2 separate regions of the Homo sapiens genome follow, and region 1 is linked to region 2. A link is an interaction called in ENCODE POLR2A ChIA-PET data of the cell type or tissue named here. Cell type or tissue: HepG2. All regions are shown on one strand. Each heading gives the region's core, and the rest is flanking DNA. Links, peaks and the distances in the headings are about the cores only.

Region 1 (9,311 bases), core at 1-8,000, 240 kb before region 2:
TGTGTGAAGGGGAGCCTTCTCCACTGGGGACACTGAAGTCATGGAGTAGCCCCAGGAGGCCTGCTTCCTGCTGTCTCCCCAGCCTACCTGCCCTCTCCAGGAGGGAGCTCCCCAACATCTGCCTCCAAGCTTCCCTGATCTTGATCCCTTCATTCACTCTGCCCATTTAGCTCTGTCCTAGCTTTCAAAGCCCAGTTCAAGTTCTACCTCTCTCAAGTTCTACCATGGGACCTAAACTGGGCTGAAGGTACATGAAGGTGCTACAGCAGAAACACCTCTGTGGAAATACTTGTAAGGAATACCTACTTACTACATAGGGTTGTTATGAGGGTTTTAAAAGCTAAATGAATTCAAGTGTCTGACTCCTCCTAGTCAATTTCATTTCTCAAAATCCTTATGGCATTCATCACCTAACCATTCATTCTTACACCCAATTGCGTTCCATATTTTATTTGGAAGTTTGGGCTGGGTGGTGTCTAAAGTCCTATCCACGTAAATTTCTGAATCTGTTGTCTTCCCATATGTCACATCTCCTTAAGGAAGTCTCCACCTTCTCCCTCAAGAAGAGATGAGGAAGGGCTTGAGCAACAGGGCTCAGCACAGGTTTGCAGAGCATCAACATAACTGCATATGGCAGCAAATGTGTTCCATGATCCTCCATTCAAGAACCCAAAGGCTTTTATTTTTATTTTTTCAAAATAGAAGTACCTTTTTTCCTTTTATTATACAAGTAACATACTTACGGTCAAGTCAGTCAAATATTACATAAATTTATCATGCGGAAAGGGAAAATCACCTATAACCCAATTCCTCAGAGATAACTGCTGTCAGAATATTATTTCAGAGTTCTGCTATACACAAATACGCATGTTTCAATGGGTACTTCCAGGGACCGCATGGAGATCCCTTAAGTTGAAACTGGACAAACAGAACAGTGGATGGTTCTAGCTGAGATCTGGGATAGTTTCTGAATTCAGAAGTGTTCACCAGCCACATTGCATGTATTAGCTGGAACCATATATGAAACTACGATACTCAGCTGTTTCTAACCTACAAACACAGTGATTACATATGGCTCAACTTAATGTATATGAAGCCTAGAATGTCAGAACTGATAGAGCCTTAGAGACTTTCAAGTCTATTTCATTATGTTGAAGAGGAAAACGGATGAGGGAGAGAAGTGTCCAGCCTAAGATCATACATCACCTTAAGTGGTAGAATCAGGGCTGCTTCTCTTCCTACTGGACCATGTACCTGTCTCTCATACTCTGCTTCTTTTAATATAATAATAATTTAGGTGCGATATCAGTCTTTTTTGTTTTTGTTTTTGTTTTTTTTTGAGACAGAGCCTTGCTCTGTCACCCAGGCTGGAGTGCAGTGGCGTGATCTTGGCTTACTGCAACCTCCACCTCCCGGGTTCAAACAATTCTCCTGCCTCAGCCTCCCAAGTAGCTGGGAATACGGGCACCCGCCACCAGGTCTGGCTAATTTTTGTATTTTTTTAGTAGATGGGGTTTCACCATGTTGGCCAGGCTGGTCTCGAACTCCTGACCTCAGGTGATCCGCCCACCTTGGCAGTATCAGTCTTTTAGAAGCAGATTCAACATGACATCAGAAAACTTCTCTCAGATAGTCGTGGTGGCTTACACTTGTAATCCCAGCACTTTGGGAGACCAAAATGGGCAGATAACTTGAGGACAGGAGTTCGAGACCAGCCTGGGCAACATGTGAAACCCTGTCTCTACTTAAATATATATATATATATATATATATAAATTAACTGGGTGTGGTGACAGGAACCTGTAATCCCAGCTACTCAGGTGGCTGAGGCAGGATAATTGCTTGAACCCGGGAGGTGGGGGTTGCAGTGAGCCAAGATTGGGTTGCTGCACCACAGCCTGGGTGACATAGGGAGACTGTCTCAAAAAAAAAAAAAGAAAAGAAAAGAAAAGAAGTTTCTCACATCACTCAGTCAAAACTGAAAAGACTGCTTGCTTTGGAGGTAGTTTAGTCCTGTTGCCTGGCAATGTGGCTGGGAAGTGCCCTGTGACTTGGTTCAAGAAGCATATGAACCATAGAGCTAACGAGGCCTAACATTCAGGGTCCTGACTCACATGAGCTCCTTCTTAAGGTCCTAGCAGGGGCCCTAGCAACATATTAATGTGGCAGTATATTTTCATAATGTTTGCAAAAGTAAGATATTTTAGAATTCTTTTTCTTAAAGAGAGTCCCCAGAATTGTATGACCTTCAGGCCTGGATCCACTCCTGTGTAGCACAGAGTTTTGAAAAGCACTAGGCAAGGAGACCAGAGTTCCTGGGTTCCAATCATGGCACTATGCAGGCCCAAATGGGCAGCACAGCACTTGCCCTGCTTTCTTCACGGGAGCGGGGGCAGGGTGGTGGTGGTAAATCATATCTGTGATATGGGATAGTCATCACTGCTTCTCATGGCTGAAGATAACACATAAAAAATGTGTCCCCAGAGCATCTTCCTGTCTCATTTCCCTCTGCTACAACTTCTTCTCCGTTCTCCAATCCCCAGGCCCCTAATACTCCAGCCACTGAACCAGTTATTGGTCATTATCTGTTGCTACTTTTATATGTTTGTTCATGGGCTCCCACTGTTTATAAAGTCTATCTTTTCCTGGGAAAAAATCCTTATGCACAAGGCTTCGGTCTACCAGCCCCTCTTCTCCCACCCCAGTGACGACCTCCCTTAACCGTGTTTCTTGTTGATCTTACAGATAGGGACACTGAGACCTGATGCAGTCCACAGCAGAGTTCTGGAGGCCCCAGACGCAATCCCCAGGTGTCTTGGTCTTCCACCGTCCCAGCCCTCTCGTGTTAGATCATAGACACACGGTTCTTGATATACACATGATAGGGGTCACTACGCTTGTCCACTTTGCGGGAGCGGGTGTATCCCAGGATGAGGCTGCCCACAGTTACAGCAAATAGAAACATGACAAAGAGAATGTACATGTAGGAGTTGTCATCACGGCCAGGTAGGCTGGCCCGCCTCTCTTCAGTCTGGTTGTCTGGCCCCAGCCCTGGCCCTGGCCGGCAGAGCAAATTGCTGTGAAGAGTGGCATTTAGAGCCTTCAGCACGGCATGCAGGCTCTCATACCAGGTCTCCGTTCCATTGGTAGTCTCCATAGCAACAGGGATTGAGGTGGGGGAAGACTCGGTAGAAGCTCTGGTGGCAAAAGAAAAGAGAGAGGGGATGGCTCTGTCACCTGCAGCTCAAATGACCTCCTCCCTTCAGATCCCAGGTAAAATCTTAGCATCATGGCTGATATGGTTTGGCTGTGTCCCCACCCAAATCTCATCTGGAATCATAGCTCCCATAATCCCCATGTGTCATGGGAGGGACCCAGTAGGAGGTAACTGAATCATGGGGGTGGGTTTTTCCCATGCTGTTCTCATGATAGTGAATAAGTCTCACGAGATCTGATGGTTTAGAAAGGGCAGTTCCCCTGCACCTGCTCTCTTGCCTGCCACTGTTTAAGATGTGCCTTTGCTCCTCCTTTGCCTTCTGCCGTGATTGTGAGGCCTACCCAGCCGTGTGGAACTGTGAGTCCATTAAACTTCTTTTTCTTTATAAACTACCCAGGCTCAGGTATTTCTTCATGGCAGTATGAAAATGGACTAATACAATAGCTTATTCTAGCTGCTTGATTACATGTTTGTCTTCTCCATTAGACCATACACTAAACAATAAGGGCAGGGCCTATATTTGTTTTACTCACTGCTATATGCAATCACTTATGACAGCATTCAATAAGTAAGTACTCAATAAATAATTGTACAACAAAGCCTTCCCTGACCATCAGAACCCATATTAATCTCTCCTTTCTTTGGTTTCTATAAATCACTGAACTTTAGATTAGAAGGAACTTAAGGATTATTTAATATAACTCTTGCCATTTTATACACAGGGAAACTGAGGCCTTGAGAGAATAAGTGGCTTGTCCATGATCACAGAATATTGGAAGTAGAGCCAAGACAGAAAGCCCTGCTCTTTGTGGCTAGCTTAGAGCTGCTTCCACTTCCATGCTAGCTCTCAGCAGGACTGTGCAGCACCATTAGAAGACATTCATCACAACTCTCCTTGAGCACAGTTCTCTTTAGACTGCACAGACAGGTTGGGCACAGTGGCTCACGCCTGTAATCCCAGCACTTTGGGAGGCTGAGGCGGGTGGGATCACTTGAGATCAGGAGTTGGAGACCAGCCTGGCAAATGTGGTGAAACCCGTCTCTACTAAAAATACAAAAATTAGCTGGGCGTGGTGGTGAGCGCTTGGTAATCCCAGCTACTTGGGAGGCTGAGGCAGGAGAATCACTTGGACTCAGAAGGTGGAGGTTGCAGTGAGCCAAGATAGAGCCACTGCACTCCAGCCTGGGCCACAGAGCGTGACTTTGTCTCAAAAGAAAAAAAAAAAAAGACTCCACGGACACCTTTTGGAAGACACCTGGGGATGGTTTAAATTTCATCCTGCCTGGAGGCCAGAAGCTGGATCATTTGCCCTCTCAAGCATCCTGTGTCCCAAAGACTAGATATTCCTAGCTATTTGTAGAAATTCTGTTGGAAAGAGGTGGTCAGGGAAACGGGAACAGGTTGGTAACCACTGCAGGCACTGGAGAAGAGAACAGCAGCTTGGGCCTGAGGGCGGGAGAGTGAAAGGAGTTCTCAGTCTGGCTTGGGGTTTACCTGCCCACAAAAAGAAGACACAAGCACGCCAACTATCTTGTCTCCTGAAATAAAGTCATTATGTACCTGGCATATAGTAAGTGATTATAAATGTTCCTTTCCCTTCTTCTCAGAGATCCTTAGTCTATAATATAGAAAACATTTTTTTTTTTTTTTTTTTTGAGACGGAGTCTCACTCTGTCGCCCAGGCTGCAGTGCAGTGGCGCAATCTCGGCTCACTGCAAGTTCCGCCTCCTGGGTTCACGCCATTCTCCTGCCTCAGCCTCCCCAGTAGCTGGGACTACAGGCGCCCGCCATCACGCCAGGCTAATTTTTTTGTATTTTTAGTAGAGACAGGGTTTCACCATGTTAGCCAGGATGGTCTCGATCTCCTGACTTTGTGATTCGCCCACCTCGGCCTCCCAAAGTGCTGGGATTACAGGCGCCCAGCCAGAAAGAACATCTTAAAACAGACTTGCATCCTTGTCTCTGAAAAACCATATGTAATTCCCTATAAACAAGGCCCCACACTCACTTCCTTTAGGAAGCCTCCATTCAGTGCTCCCCACCTCTCAGCCACACTACACTGCCTTTATCATCACAGCCTTCCCTTCCCCCCAGCACTTACATATAAGGCAATATGTGGCTGTCCTCTTGTTTTTGATAAGGATATCATCAGACCACATGCGTCTGGTCAGCAGGGCTATGTCTCTTACCCCAGTCTGGAGGACTACCCTGAGACTGGGTGTTCTCCTTTCCCAGGGCACTACCTTGAGACTGGCTGGGTATTCCCTTTTTCTAGATTGGCTGGGTGCTCTCCTTCTCTCAATAGTTTCTAGTAGAGATGTTCACTTTAAGGAATTCTCTATGGGCCAAGCATTCAGTCCTCCATCATATGGGTAGAACTGTTAACAAACTAATATGTGACTATTAACCATAAGATCTCTTCCCTGGAAAAGATGATCATTCTGACTATGAAAAATATTCATCAATGGCTCTATGAACACAATCAGCCAGGACTGGGCAGCATTTCATGCAAGGCCTTTGGGGCCTTCTGACATCTAGTACTTGTGCTGCCTTGTCTGGATGGAGGAGGGGAAAAGAACAAGAGCTCACTGAGTTAAGATCCAGGAGATACACGTTCTCATCTACTACCCCATGTGTCAGGCAAGAACTCTGTGGCTGCTGCTTCCCTCGTGTGGGCCAATAGCAAGTAGGAGCAGCATGATGAAATAAATAACTCAAAAAATAATCTAGATAGTTATCACCAATATGGGCCACACCCTGTGATGGGAGTTCGGGGTGGCTCAGATCCAGTGCCTTCGCCCAGGGGCTCTGATACAATGCAGGGGACAAGCAAAGAGCTACTAAGGCTGAAAGGAATAAGTGATGGATACTGATCAGGGCTCAGAGAGTGTCCACAGTGATGGAGGCATTTGAGTTGGACCTTGAAGGGTTTTTAAGAGGCAGAAAAGATGAAGGAAACATGAGCAAAGGCAGAACAAGAAAGTGTGTAAATGTTTAGAAGAATGGAAAGTAGCATAAAGAGGTTGGAGTGTAAGATGTGTGGAAGAATAGTGTAGGATGTGGGGCAGGAGAGAGAGGATCCAGATCATGGGGGGCCTTGAGTGCCACGCTGTAGAGTTGGAACTTTATTCTGTAGCTAGGGAAAAGCCATGGAATGGTATCTTAAAAGAAGATAAAATGGTCAGATCTGTGCCTGGAAAGGATACTCTGGCTGTCATGTGGACTGGAGGGAGCTGGAATTGAGGCAGTGAGCCCAGCTACCAGAGTCTTGAAATAGTTTAGTGTAAGATGCTGAGTCATGAATTGGGGCAGAGAGGATAACAAAGTAGGGAAGTGGGGGTAGAGACAGTCGTAAGACCTGAGGAGGAAATGGCTAAGTGAGGGTTGAAGGAGGAAGGGGCCTCAGGCAATTTCATAGGTAGACAACAAACAAACAGTGTAAGTGTCTTGATGAGCCTACTCTGAAGGAAATAAGTTCCTTTCCCTGGGTGGGCTTTGGTTTCCTCATCTACCAAAAGACATTATCATGGAGTTGTTGTATGGTAGGTATAGAGTTTCAATTTTACAAGATGAGGAGATTCTGGGGATCTGCTGCACAACAAGGTGAATCTAGTTAACACTACTGAGTGTACACTCAAGAATGACTAAGATGGTATATTTTTATGTTTTGTGTGTGTGTGTGTGTGTGTGTGTGTGTGTGTTTTAAGCACAATTTTAAAAAATAGGCCAGCTGTGGTGCCTCACTCCTTTAATCCCGGTACTTTGGGAGGCTGAGGCCAGTGGGTCACCTGAGGTCAGGAGTTCGAGACCAGCCTGGCCAACGTGGAGAAACCCCGTCTCTACTAAAAATACAAAAATTAGCCGGGTACACGCCTGTATTCCCAGCTGCTCAGGAGGCTGAGGCAGGAGAACCGCTTGAACTCAGGAGGTGGAAGTTGCAGTGAGCCGAGATCACACCACTGCACTCCAGCCTGGGCAGGAAAGCAAGACCTCTGTCTCAAAAAACAAACAAACAAACAAACAAAAAACCCCACAAAGAAAGATGATCATCCTTTCCCTCCTCCTTCAAGGCTTGCTATGAGCATATACTTGTATTATGTAGAAGAGGATTAAAAACTTTTTTTTTATTTTCAAGAAGCAAATATGTACACATAGGTTTAAAAAAAAAAAAAAAGAATGGACGCAGCACATACAGTGAAGGTGAAAGCTCCTAGTCGTCCCAAGCTCCATCCCAGGGCAGGGCAGTTACCATTCAGTTTTCTTAGGTATCATTGGAAAGGGGTTTTAACTGACAGGGAGAGGGAGGGAAATCTCAATCTGGAAGACTCACCAGACTGCTGGCAAATCCACTGGCTCTCAGTCAGTTTCAGGAGTCCCTTTGTGGACACACTAAGGCTCCTCCACCCCCGAGCCTCTTCAGGATGTCTCTGGACACATCTGGGATCTCAGTATTGACTTCGGAGCTGGGAAAGCCCAGAGCTAGAAAGCAGGAGAGAAGGCAGAAAAGGAAGGAACCAGACACAAAGCACAAACTTCAGAACCAGGGTGGATTGCCCAAGGCCAGGCCCCAAGGATTATGCAACAGTCCTGCTGTGGGCTCTGACCCCCTCCCATGGCCCCTCCCCTTCCTGCAGCAGCTGGGTCAGGCCAGCCTAGGGTTGCAGTTAAAGGAACTGTGCAGTGACCAAAGGGCCTCTGATTGCTGTCCCCTACCTCCAGACTTACAGTGTCTTCACTGGGTGACTTCATGAGAAACCTGTTTAAAATGTGGACTCCCACTCAGGGACCAGCTGATGGTGCAGCCTAAAACATTCCCTTTCCTAAGGGTTACCTTAGCAAGGTCCTTTTCGAATCCCAAGGGAATTGACATGAGTGGGAGAATGCCAACTGGCAGCTGGGTTGATATTTTACATAGGAACAAATGATGTGTTACCACCCAATCTATTCAGATAGACAGGATATGAACACGGTCACAGAATGAACACTATCTGTAGCATAGCTTTGTTGTGAAAATTAAAGAACATCATGTAGTGCTTGGCACTAGACACTGCACATACGGTGGTTGTTTTTGTAGAGCAAGGCTGGAAGGGCCTTCAGAGCCCATCTAGGCTATATGCCCTCACTTTACGGTGAAGGAAATGGAAACCAGGGGAGTTGTCCCAGCTCAGCTGCTCCTTGTGTGACTTTGGACATAAGACTTCCCTTTTCTGGGCCTCAGCTTCTGTCCGCATCTGTAAAATGAAGGGGTCTCAGTTGGTTCTAACGTCCTGTGATGATACGAATCATGAAACCATGCTGTGAGACCATGGGAAGTTGGAGAGGCTGATGGGAGAGGCATTTTGGGGGCTTTCTAGAGCTTCTCAAATCCCAAGATAGAGAAGGCTGTGGACCTCTTCCTCACAGGTTAAGATGCTTCTGAGCCCTGGGACTGACTGACATCTAATATCCCAGTCGAGCCAAACTGAGAGATTTACTCATTTTTCCTCTTCACAGCTCACCTGCCAGGATGATCTAGCCTGAGGAGGGGATAGACTCTGCAGAAGGTGGGGGAAGGGGACAGTGTGGAGGGTAGGGTGGGCTTTGAGGCAGGGTTCCATGAGGGGAATAAAGATTCATGAGACCTTTCATGCCTCAGGGTCTCTCTGAATAGACTAGGATGTTTGTGCTTCTGACAGGAGGAGGAAAGGGGCCATAGTTCCACATCTCTAGGTGCTGGGTTTGTATGGGAGGGAAGGCTGGGGTGCCAGGGCCTCCTGTCTGCGTTAGGAGAGGCAGAAAGCTGATGAAGGCACAAGTTGGTTCTCTATGGGGCTCTGGGGCTGCCTCTGGGGCTCAAGCTGGGGACTGGCAGTCAGCAACAGGGGAGTTTTGCCACTGTTTCTGAGCTCCTTGGCTTCCCTGTCCAGGAGAGTCCCTGATTACTGAGATCCTTGGATGGGGGAGATGGAGCTCCTGCCCTGGAGAGGTCTTGCCTTGAAATAGAAGATAGGCCAGTGAGGAAGGAAGGTGAGCAGATGGCCAAGCTGAGAGGGACTTTAAGGATCATCTAGAATCTAGATTCCAGGCCAACCCCTCCATTTCGTAGATGAGGAA
Region 2 (10,186 bases), core at 39-8,038:
TGAGGAGGCCAAGCCTTTTCAAATGCCGTTCCCTCTGCTGGAATATCTTCTACTATTGCCTTCTATTTCTACTTTTTTTTCTTTTTTTTTTTTTTTGACGGAGTTTCACTCTTGTTGCCCAGGCTGAAGTACAATGGTATGATCTCAGCTCACTGCAACTTCTGCCTCCCGGGTTCAAGCGATTCTCCTGCCTCAGCCTCCTGAGTAGCTTGGATTACAGGTGCCCGCCACCACACCTGGCTAATTTTTTTTTTTTTTTGTATTTTTAGTAGAGACTGGGTTTTAGCATGTAAGCCATGCTAAACTCCTGACCTCAAATGATCCACCTGCCTTGGCCTCCCAAAGCACAAGCTGGGATTACAGGCGTGAGCCACTGCACCTGGCCACGACTTCTACTATTAGCACCAAATGAACTCCTACCTGTGCTCCAAGCCTTAGCTGGGAAGTCTTCCCTAATCCACCCGAGGCAATTCCTCCTTGGGGCACCCACAGCACCTGGCTTCCATCTGTGATTGTGCCTGTTTCTAATGTGCTCTCATTGTGTCTACTCCTGCTTCCTCTACCAGACTGGGGACTCCCAGAGGGCTCTCCTCTCTGGGTCCCTTGAGCCTGGCCCACATTTGGCATGTAGAATGAATGAATCCCTGGATGGATGGATGGATGGATGGATGGATAGATAGATGAACAAATACACACACACACACACACACACACACACACACACACACACACACACCCCACATACCCAGTCTAGGCCAGGCCCCAAGGGGGAATGAGGTATTAGCTGGATCCCCTGATGTTTGCATCTCATGGGGTGCTGGCCACTGGCACCACACATGGCTCTGAGGCCCTGAGCACATGGGCTGTGAGGCTGCACCAGCTGTTACCCACCAAGGTCTCTGGCCAGAAAGAACAGATGCAACCAGCAAGGCCTCTGCTAGGCCAGCACTGCCTTTAAGAAGACCAAGAACTGGCCCTGCTTATGGGAATCAGCGTGGGATTACCGCCAAGGGGAACAGAAAACCCTAATCCTGGGACTGAGTTCCAGGAATCAGGAAATGTCCAGCACTGTCCATGGACCCCCCCAGCCCAGATGCCAAGGACCAGGATATGGAAGAAACTCCAAAGGCCCAGGGATTATATCATAGCGGCAGGCAACAAGCATGAGATGAGATGGGGATGGGTCCTTCGGCACAGGCCTGCCACTGCATGCTCCCGAGTTACAGAAAAATTGGAGAGAAGGTGGCAGGGATGAGGGCGGGTTCCCACACTGTGGTCTGTAAAGCATTAAAGCATAATTGAAAGGACTGGGTCTCTGGCCTGGAATCAAGAGCTAGCCTGAGGGTCATGGTTGTGCCTCTTGCCCTTTGAAGGGCTGTGGCAGGTCTGAGGGCAGGTAGGCTCTGTGGATCCTCAAAGCAGAGCTGGCACCAATGGGCAAGTCCAGGGACACAGGATAGGCTCAGCTCAGTGTGAAGTCAGATGCCCTTTGGGCTGAGCAATTCACAGTGTTGGAAGTGTGTCACCTATCTGGAGTAGGAGTGGGGGTATGTACAGTCAGGTGCCAGATACCATCAAGCCATCAGGAGGCTGCAGGGGGGCTTCCTTCCTAGACAGGGCTTGGAATTGAGACCCCGACATCCTTTCTACTGTGAAACTTTAGAATCTAAAAGGCCCTTAACCCTAAGCCAACTATCTGGTTAGATTCCTGTGTCTGGGGCTGGCCCCTCGTGGTGTGGCCTCACCTAGCATCTGCCTGCTCACTTTGTTTCCGTTCCTTGGACTGGGGAAACAGTGAGTGGTTCCCACTGACAATCAACCCTGGGTAGTGTTTGTTTTAACTCCCACGGTCTGGGACAGGGAGGGAACAGGGAGGCTGATGGGGCATTTAGGCAACCCACAGGGTGAGGAGATGGGGTGCGGTTTGCTAGTGACAGGATGGCAGGGCCTGGCATTGTGAAGTTGTTTTTCCTTTTCTGCTGGGCCTGGTGACAATGAGATTGGCCATGAGCTATGCCCCCACTGTGCCATCCTGGCACACCTTGGCCATCCTCCCTAAAAGCACGAGGTCACCTCTGTGGAGGTGGCACTGGGGACAGTCAGAGCTGGATTTGAATCTTTGCTTTACTGCTTAAACTGTGTGACTTTGAGTAAGTCATTTGACCTCTCAGACTCAGTTTTCTTACCTGCAAAATGGGGGCATTAATACGTGCCCCTTAGGTTTCTTAAGAGGATTAAATGAGATACATTATACATAGTGCCTGCTACACACCAATCACAGAGCACAGGGCATATGGGCGTGAGCTCTGGAGCCAGCGTTTGAGGCTCTCACTGTCATCCTGGCTGCAGTGTACCCTTTTTGCCTCTTTATTTATTTACTTACTTATTTTAATTTTTAGTGACACTATCTGTTCATTGGCTCTTTACATCATTGAGGCCCATCCTTCACGAAGCCTTCCCTGACCAGCTCAGCTCCCAATAAGCTCCACTGCACCCAGGTCACTAAGCCTCCTAAGGACAGAGGCTGGGGCCTATTATGCTCCATGTCCCGGCACTTAGTTGGGGGCAGCGGAGAGAGAGAGGCCCAGAGTAAACATGTGGCCAAAACCTGCCCAGGGACTGATGGAATCTTTTTTTTATTATTATTATTATTATTATTTTTTTTTTTTTGAGACGGAGTCTCACTCTGTCACCCAGGCTGGAGTGCAGTGGCACGATCTTAGCTCACTGCAACCTCCTGGGCTCAAGTGATTCTCCTTCCTCAGCCTCCTGAGTAGCTGGGATTACAGGCGCCCACCACTATGCCTGGCTAATTTTTGTATTTTTAGTAAAGATGGGGTTTCACCATGTTGGCCAGGCTGGTCTCAAACTCCTGGGCTCAAGCGATCGCCCACCTTGGCCTCCCAAAGTGCTGGGATTACAGGTGTGAGCCACCAGGCCCAGCTGGGACTGATGGAATCTTAAGGCTCAAAAAATTTTAAGGGTTACTGAATCTAACTCCCCAGCTGCAGACGGAATCCCCACCAGCCCCTGCTTGCACGCTTCTCGTAAGTGGAGCTTGCTCCCTCCCTTCCACTGGCAGAAGCCTCTAAGTGTGACAAAGTTCTTCTTCTCTTGGAGCTGAAAGCTGCCTCTCTGCATTTCTCACCAACCTGATATGGTGGAATGAGAAGACTGATATTTTTAGTGCCTCGTGTATGTCAGGGGCTGCACCGATGTCATGTCATTTAATCCTCTAAAAACCCTCTTCCCCACTCTACAGAAGAGAAAACTGAGGCCCAGAGAGATCATGTGACTGCCCAAGGCCACACAGCTAAGATATAGCAGAGTCTGGATTCAAACTGGCAGAGTTAGGATTCGAACCCAAAGCCCCTGCTTGTTGTTTGACTCTTGCGGTCACTCAGAACACAGCTGCTCCCTCTGCCTGGGACAGCCCTTCAGAGCCACGAAGCCAGCAGTCCTGTCCCCCTGAGTCTTCTCTTCTCCAGGCTGAACAGCTCCACTTTCTTCGTCCATTCCTCCTACGACAGGGGGCAGAGTAGAGCAGGGAAAGAGCCGCATCTGACGCCACAAGACATGGGCTCTAGCTCCCGTCCTCCACTTACTGGCTGTGTGGCCTTGGGCCAGGTACTTCACCTCTCTGAGCCTCAGTTTCCTCATCTGTAAAATGGGGATAATAATATCTAACTCTCAGGATCGTTGAGGATCAAATGAGATAGTGAATGTGAAAGCACTTTGTAAACTCCAAAGTGCTACACACATTGGTTATTATTATCATTGTCATTTTTCTTATCATCATTCCCTCTTCCACCCCCACCCCGCCAGCCAAAACCATCAGTAGAGGAAAGGAACTTTAGAGCTAATTCACACTTAAAAGAGTTTAATTTGGATCATGGCTTAACAGTTCACTCTACCCAGAGGACTTATGTTTTACAAGAAAGGCCACGAAACTGAACTTTCAGCAATTTCCTTATCGATGAAAACCTGCTGGGTGTCGTGGCTCACGCCTGTAATCCCAGCACTTTGGGAGGCTGATGCCGGAGGATTGCTTGAGTCCAGGAGTTCCAGACTAGCCTGGGCAACATGGCAAAACCCCATCTCTACAAAAAAAATACAAAAATTAGCTGGGCGTGGTGGCTCATAACTGTGGTCCCAGCTACTCAGGAGGCTGAGATGGGAGGATCGTTTGAGCCCAGGAGAATGAGGTTGCAGTGGAGCCGAGATCATGCCACTGCACTCCAGCCTGGGTGACTGAGACCCTGTCTCAAAAAAAAAAAAAAAGTAGAAAAAACTCCTCTTGACCTTCAGTTGGTGATAGCAGCAGATTGTTGAAGAGGGTGGGTTTCTCACAGAATGAGAACTGTGGTTCTGATGTCCACTTACCTGGGAGTGATAAGATCCACCACCTTAAAAAGGCTGAACACAGCCAGCCTCCAGGCCCTCCTACTCTGAGGATGCTGTGAGGGCCCTCCTGCCTGAGAAGACCCCCGCTCCCAGTGCTAAAATCCTGCCATTAGACATCTGTCTATTTCTCCCTGCCTGGCTCCTCACAAGGTGCAACAGCGCCTTCCCCCCAGGAGAGGGAGCACTATCGAGCCTTGGCATTAGCAGGAGGAGCTTATCAGAATTGTAGAGAACCAGTCAGGCTCACTATCTTCCTGCATCTTGGAATCAGGGGCTCTTAAACCTGGCGGGGCAGCCAGAGGCACCTGATCAGCAAAACGTCCCTAAGGCCCCTGTGGGGTCTGGGGCACGGGAAGGGGGACTGGCCAGAGGTACACCCCACTGGGAGTGGGCCAGCACTCACCTTTTACCAGCTTCCAGAGGTAGATCTCCACCAAGTCCGAGGCCTCGTGTTCCAGGGCAAAGCGACGCAGGTTGTCTGGGCTTGGGGATACCGATGTGTGGACGAGGACCCGGCCCGGTGCCTTGGGACACCTGGTAGAACTGATCTCACTGTGGCCAGGGTCTGCTTTGTCCTCTGGAGAGACAAGAAGCTCATGAAGTGTTCAATAAACGTTGGCTGTACCTCTTCAAAGCTCTAATATTCTAAAATGTTGTGACTTCATGGAATCCGGAACATTACTGATTCTATGTTAACAACCTCTGAATCTATTATCCTGACACCGCATGGTTCTATCCATTTAATATTTTCATCTGACATTTTCCACTCCTGTGTGTCTGACATGCCCTGCATCCTGTGGCACCGATGCATGCCCTTCCATGTCTGAGATGCTCCAAGTGTCTGTGGCCCTGGGGAGAGAGACCCAGGGCTCACTCTGGCCAGCGCCCTCCTTGCTCCCAGTGCCCCTGTGTACCTGGGCAAATCTTGCAGCACTTCCCAGCCACTTTCTCGGGGTGACGGCAGGGGTACTCGGTGGGACAGGTCACACGCTGGCAGTCCTGGCGGCCATCCTCACAGGTGCATAGGATGCAGGGCAAGGGGCCGAAGGCACGGAAGGCCGGGTGCCACACCTCCCCGTGGGAGTACGTCTTCCCGCCATGCACACAGGCTGAATAAGGAGGGTGAGAAGGAAGGAGGATCAGGGCCTCAGACCTGGCCAGGGCCTCTGGTCCAGCAGCGGGTGGGGTGGGCCCTTGGGGAGCCCTCACTTTACCAGTCCTGCCTAGCCACACTGCCTGCAAAGCATAGGCCAGGGTATAAAACCTGTCCCCTCTCCCTGACACTGCCCACTGCAGCACTCAGAGCTGAGATGGGCCCAGAAGGAACTTACTGAAGATGAAGAGTCCTCCCTCACCCTTCAGGGCACTTCTGCGGGAGCAAGGAGAGTGCTGATCTTGTGGTAGGAGAACTGAGGTCAACTTTCGTCATCACCTGGTCATGTGAGCCCTGGCAGGTCCCTTTCCCCCCTCTGCCTCAGTGTCCCATCTGAACAAGGCAGGGCCAGGACTCAGTAGCCCCATAGCTCTTCCTTCTCCAGCCATCAGGGCACCCTGCAAGGAGGTCTCTTTTCTCCCCTTCTGTGGCCATGGCTGCCCATCTGGCCACCTTCTCTACTTCATCCCCACTGTCCTCCTGCAGCCTCGCTCTGCTCCCTCCTTCCTTTGTCAAAAACTGTCCCTCAGCACACTTCCTTATATTAAAGTCATTTATTTACTTGTCTGTCTTCCCAACTAGTCTATGAGCCCCTCAAGGGCAGAGACCATTTTCCATTTCCCATCTATCTGTTCTGTCTGCCCCTCTTCCCAGCAAAGACTCGGTAGATGCTAAAAAAAATCTTGTACTGTTCCAGAACTAGTTGTCTCTTACTCAATACTCTGAACCTCAGTGTCCTCATCTGTCAAATGGGGGTTTGAACCTGATGATCTTTAAGAGCACCCTCATTCAGTTTTGGCGTTCTCCGAGTCTACAAGCTCATGGCCAAGTTGGAATTAGGGAACTGCTGAGGAGAGGGTTCAGGGGGTTGGGGGTGGGAGGTGGGAGCAGTCAGGGCCCCCCTTCCCTGCCTCACAGATTGGAGGAGGGTCCAGTCCCCACCTTTCTTATGTTTCTCCTTCAGGACGATCTTGACAGTTGTGCTGCCTGCTCCCTTGGGTCTGAAGTGGCGAGGGATGAAGCTCAGAGGGGCGCTGAGGCCAGTGGGGGCTGGGGTGCCCGGGCCTCTCTTTCTCCCAGCATCACTGGAACATGGATCCTGAGGATGTCTCTGCAAATGGCAGGAAGGATGAAAGTCACTGACTGAGCATAGCAGGCCCCAGCTGGAGCCAGAACAGCAAGACAGGCTGCAGCAAGAGGCTGTGGGGAGACCCCAGCATGACTTCCCAGAGAAGAGAAGGTAGAGACCAGGGATAGAAAGATCTGGATGAGGTCTAAGATGTTTTCAGACAGTTCGATCTTTGAAAACTCTCAGAGGATAGTGATTTGGAAATCTGGCCTCCACGAAGCCCTTCTTGGGCCTTGTCAGAGCCAGGGGCCTTGGGGTTGGGGTGGGCAGAGGGTGCTGAGGTCTTGATCTGACAGACGTAACTGATCAGGGAGAACTTCATATTTGGGAAACAGAAGGTGAGCATGCAGTGAGGATGCACGGCAGGCAGTTCTCCTTTGCGGAGATTTAGTTGGTGGCTGGACAAGGGGATGGCCCTCTGAAGATGGCATCAGGCAGGCCCCAGAATCCCATGGGGCGTGAAGACCAAGAGCAGGCCCCATCCAGAGACAAAGGGTCTCTGAAGCTTAGGCTCTCTTTCCTGAACCCCTGGGATCCAAAACCCCCAGACCCTGTCCCTCCAGACCAGGTCTTGAGAGGGCTGTCAGTGACAGCAATAGGAGTGTGGCGAGGACAGCTCAGAGTTTGGGGACTGGGCAGCTCCCGGCCACAGGAGAGGAGCAAGTGGGCTTGGGGCAGGGACCAGAGCCTATTACCTCCCTCGCTGACCTGGAGCCACACACATTCCTTCTTCTAGAGCCCATTCCTGCCTGGTACAGTCCCTGCATCAGTTCTCCGATGGCCCAGAGCCTGAGCTCACAAGAGCTCCCAGAGTGGAAACTGTCCCAGGCCCCAGCACGGGCTCAGGCAGATAGGACACTCCTGGGAGATGTGTGTTGAGTGGAATAAAGGCAAGAGGGAATCAAACAGCTCAGTCTCCTAATGCTTGCTCCAGTCACCCAGCCCGTCAGTAAGTAGCTGATCAGAGCCTGGAACTCAGCCTGGGTGGGTTTCACTTACGCACTGCCTCCTAGGAAGAGGACAGGAAGGAAAGTGGAGGGAATGGCTTAGGTCCTGTGGTACCCTCAGCTCTCAGGTCTCAGGCCCCCACCTGAGAAGGCCTTGCCTGGGTGGGGAGGGCAGCAGGATGAGCTGGCAGAGGAGAAGGGTGTGGACATGGGCTCAGGCTTCTGGGGAATCTCTGGGAAGGGGAGGCAGCCTCTAGTCTCCCGGAGACCAGGAGACCCAGGCTGAAATAGCAGGTGGAGTTGTTCATGTGGCAGACATAGCAGAGAGGACCCATCAGGGACTTGAATCAATGTGTGATTCTCTATCTCCTTCCTCTCAGATCAGAGACAGCTGTCCAGCTAAGCCCATCTTAACCTAGACCAAGCTTGAGAGGGGCCAAGATACAGGGGGGTACAGAGAGGCAGGCTCTAAAGAGCCAGTACCTCAGGAACTGGGTGGGGAAGGCTGGCCCAAGTTAGAGGCCATTCCCTGGGAAGAAGGTTGCCTGAATTAAGGGGAGACACAGGCTGTAGATGGAACAGTGTCAAAGTGTTTCTCAAGAGGAAAGTGAGGAAGTTTGGGGCCTGCTGCTGCCCTGCGTGGTGACCTGTTTCCCCCAGGCCACTCCTTATCCATCAACCATGATGGGACCCATGATGGGAGGCTAGGGAGAGGGGCTGGAATATAGTGGATGTTCATGTAGCCAACCCAGGGGACAAACAAGAAATGAGGACAATAACTGGTATTGCCTGCCCCAGAGTCACGAGATTTAGGCCCTGGATCCCAGCCCCCTGTCCCGCACCCCGTCAATAAGGCCGTGCACTCACCACCCCATGGAGCGACTGCACACTGTCCTCTTCATCCGATTGCTCACTTGCCTCATCTGAAAACTCAAAGGGAAGCTGGGTCAGCCTCAGGCTCCCCAGCCTTGCTGGCTAGAGCCCTGAGGCCTCCACCTATAGGCTCTGTCCATTCCCAAGGCCTGCTGTCCCATCTGCAGCCCCAGCCCACTAGCCAGCTCCTTTGCCCCAGTGGGGACTTCTTCCACTTCCCATTACAGCCTCTCTTCATCCTGGTTGGGTTGATGAAGTCCCCTACAACTGGGTTGCTGCCTCAGTTTCCCTGTACTGACCTCCTGGTAACCATTAGGACTGAAGTCCTTGAAACAGAGCATCTTGTTTGGTCCTTACTGAAACTCACCTCTCTGGGACACTGGGCCATACCTTTCAGTATTTACCATGGATGGCCCAAAGGCCCAGAATCCCATCCCTGCAGCCTGCATAGATGCAGTTTCCTGGGCAGCCACACTTGAAGTCAGCAGGCCTTGGTTTACACTCCCAGGACCCTACACTCCAGCCCCTTCGCCCCTCCAGCCTGAGCACCCTGCCAGTCCCTATTCCCCTGGGAAACCAGCACACAAAGCCGTTTGGAGCCCTGCAGCTTCCTAAACCCGAGTGGGCCTCTCTCTCCCTATCTCTTGCCTCACTCCACAGTCTGATTCCCACCAATCATTCCCGTTTCAAAGACCCAGAACATTGGAATTAGACTGTGTTAGAAATCACAGGGCACAACTGAGGCCCAGAGAAGGGAAGGAATTTATGGAGTTAGCTGGAAGAACCAGGACTAAACTGGAGTCACCTGATTCCTAGTCCAGTGCTCCTTCCAAAATGCAAACATCTGGGGATGCATCCACTGTGGAGCACTCCCCTACCTGAGTGCCACCTCCTCCAGGAGGCTTTCCTTGACTACCTCAGCCTGCAGGGAACAGTCCGACCATTTCATTCTGCTCACGCTTAGCCTGCCCTTTGCTAGCTGATGTGTTGCCTCCCTGCTTTATAAGAGGTTCTACCTGGGTTCTGTATAAAAGACATGTTCTGAGCCCTGGTGAGCCCAATACTGTGACCAGCTCTGCCGTCAGGAAGGCAGGATGAGACGTAGTCCTTACCTGTACTAGACCCCTCTCACGTGCCACTTATGGTTCTCTCAGCTCATCTGCTTGCAGGGACTTTGTCCCCCCATGGCAGGCACTGCAGCAGCAGCCCCCCTGCACGGGCTCCCCAACACTTCCCTCAGGCTCAGCCTCACAGTGCCCCTCCCTCAAGCCCGCAGCTCCTGTCCACATCCCCTGCGCCCACTCCTTACCCCAGCCCACTCCTGCCTCTGCTCCCAGGGCTACTTAGCACCCACCCATGCATGCACAGCAGGGAAGTCCCACACATGGATGAGCTTTGGGCTCAATGGAGAGATAGTTGGTGGCTGGTGGACACATTCTTACTGCTTCCTCTACCACGCCCAGACTTTTCTGAGAAGCAGAGACTACTTAGAGCAATAGGTCACTTTTGCTTGGTTAGCAAGCAGAGGCCAGCCCCTGGACATATTCCTGTATTGCTTCTCTCTCTTTACCTTCTTCACTCTGCCTTTCCCTCTTTCCTCCCCCAATGACTGCAATAAAAATAAGTAACACATCAGCTTCTGCCAGGCTCTGCTTTCTGGGGGGTGCAGGCTAAGCCACA

The links. Peaks named below come from ENCODE experiments on the same cell type or tissue, not always from the same donor. Only the 100,000 strongest peaks of a DNase experiment are listed, where the experiment ranks them.
Region 1: POLR2A ChIA-PET joins it to region 2 with 8 read pairs; 2 of 35 experiments call an interaction of 5 or more read pairs at or near these places.

The regions. Positions count from the first base shown.
Region 1 is chr11:74,454,407-74,463,717 of GRCh38, forward strand. It overlaps KCNE3 (potassium voltage-gated channel subfamily E regulatory subunit 3), which reads right to left. Exons shown (of 3, transcript NM_005472.5): 2 at 7,549-7,697; 3 at 435-3,197. The coding sequence starts at 3,157. The coding sequence ends at 2,846. Among named protein-coding and RNA genes, the nearest start is that of KCNE3, 8.5 kb to the right of the region's middle. In HepG2, for the core only: no CTCF peak of the experiment used is centred there; a DNase peak (open chromatin) is centred at 7,805; H3K4me3 peaks cover 595 bases.
Region 2 is chr11:74,697,987-74,708,172 of GRCh38, forward strand. CHRDL2 (chordin like 2) reads right to left here. Exons shown (of 11, transcript NM_001278473.3): 6 at 8,501-8,556; 7 at 6,500-6,668; 8 at 5,319-5,513; 9 at 4,808-4,981. LOC124902713 reads right to left here and starts at 3,595. Exons shown (of 2, transcript XM_047427990.1): 1 at 684-3,595; 2 at 319-682. The coding sequence starts at 838. The coding sequence ends at 358. It overlaps LOC124902714 (a long non-coding RNA gene), which reads left to right and starts at 6,663. Exons shown (of 2, transcript XR_007062777.1): 1 at 6,663-6,797; 2 at 7,423-7,592. RefSeq lists enhancers at 1,674-2,174, 9,283-10,127. In HepG2, for the core only: CTCF peaks have their summits at 3,539 and 4,587 (motif pointing right); a DNase peak (open chromatin) is centred at 4,585; H3K27me3 peaks cover 1,885 bases.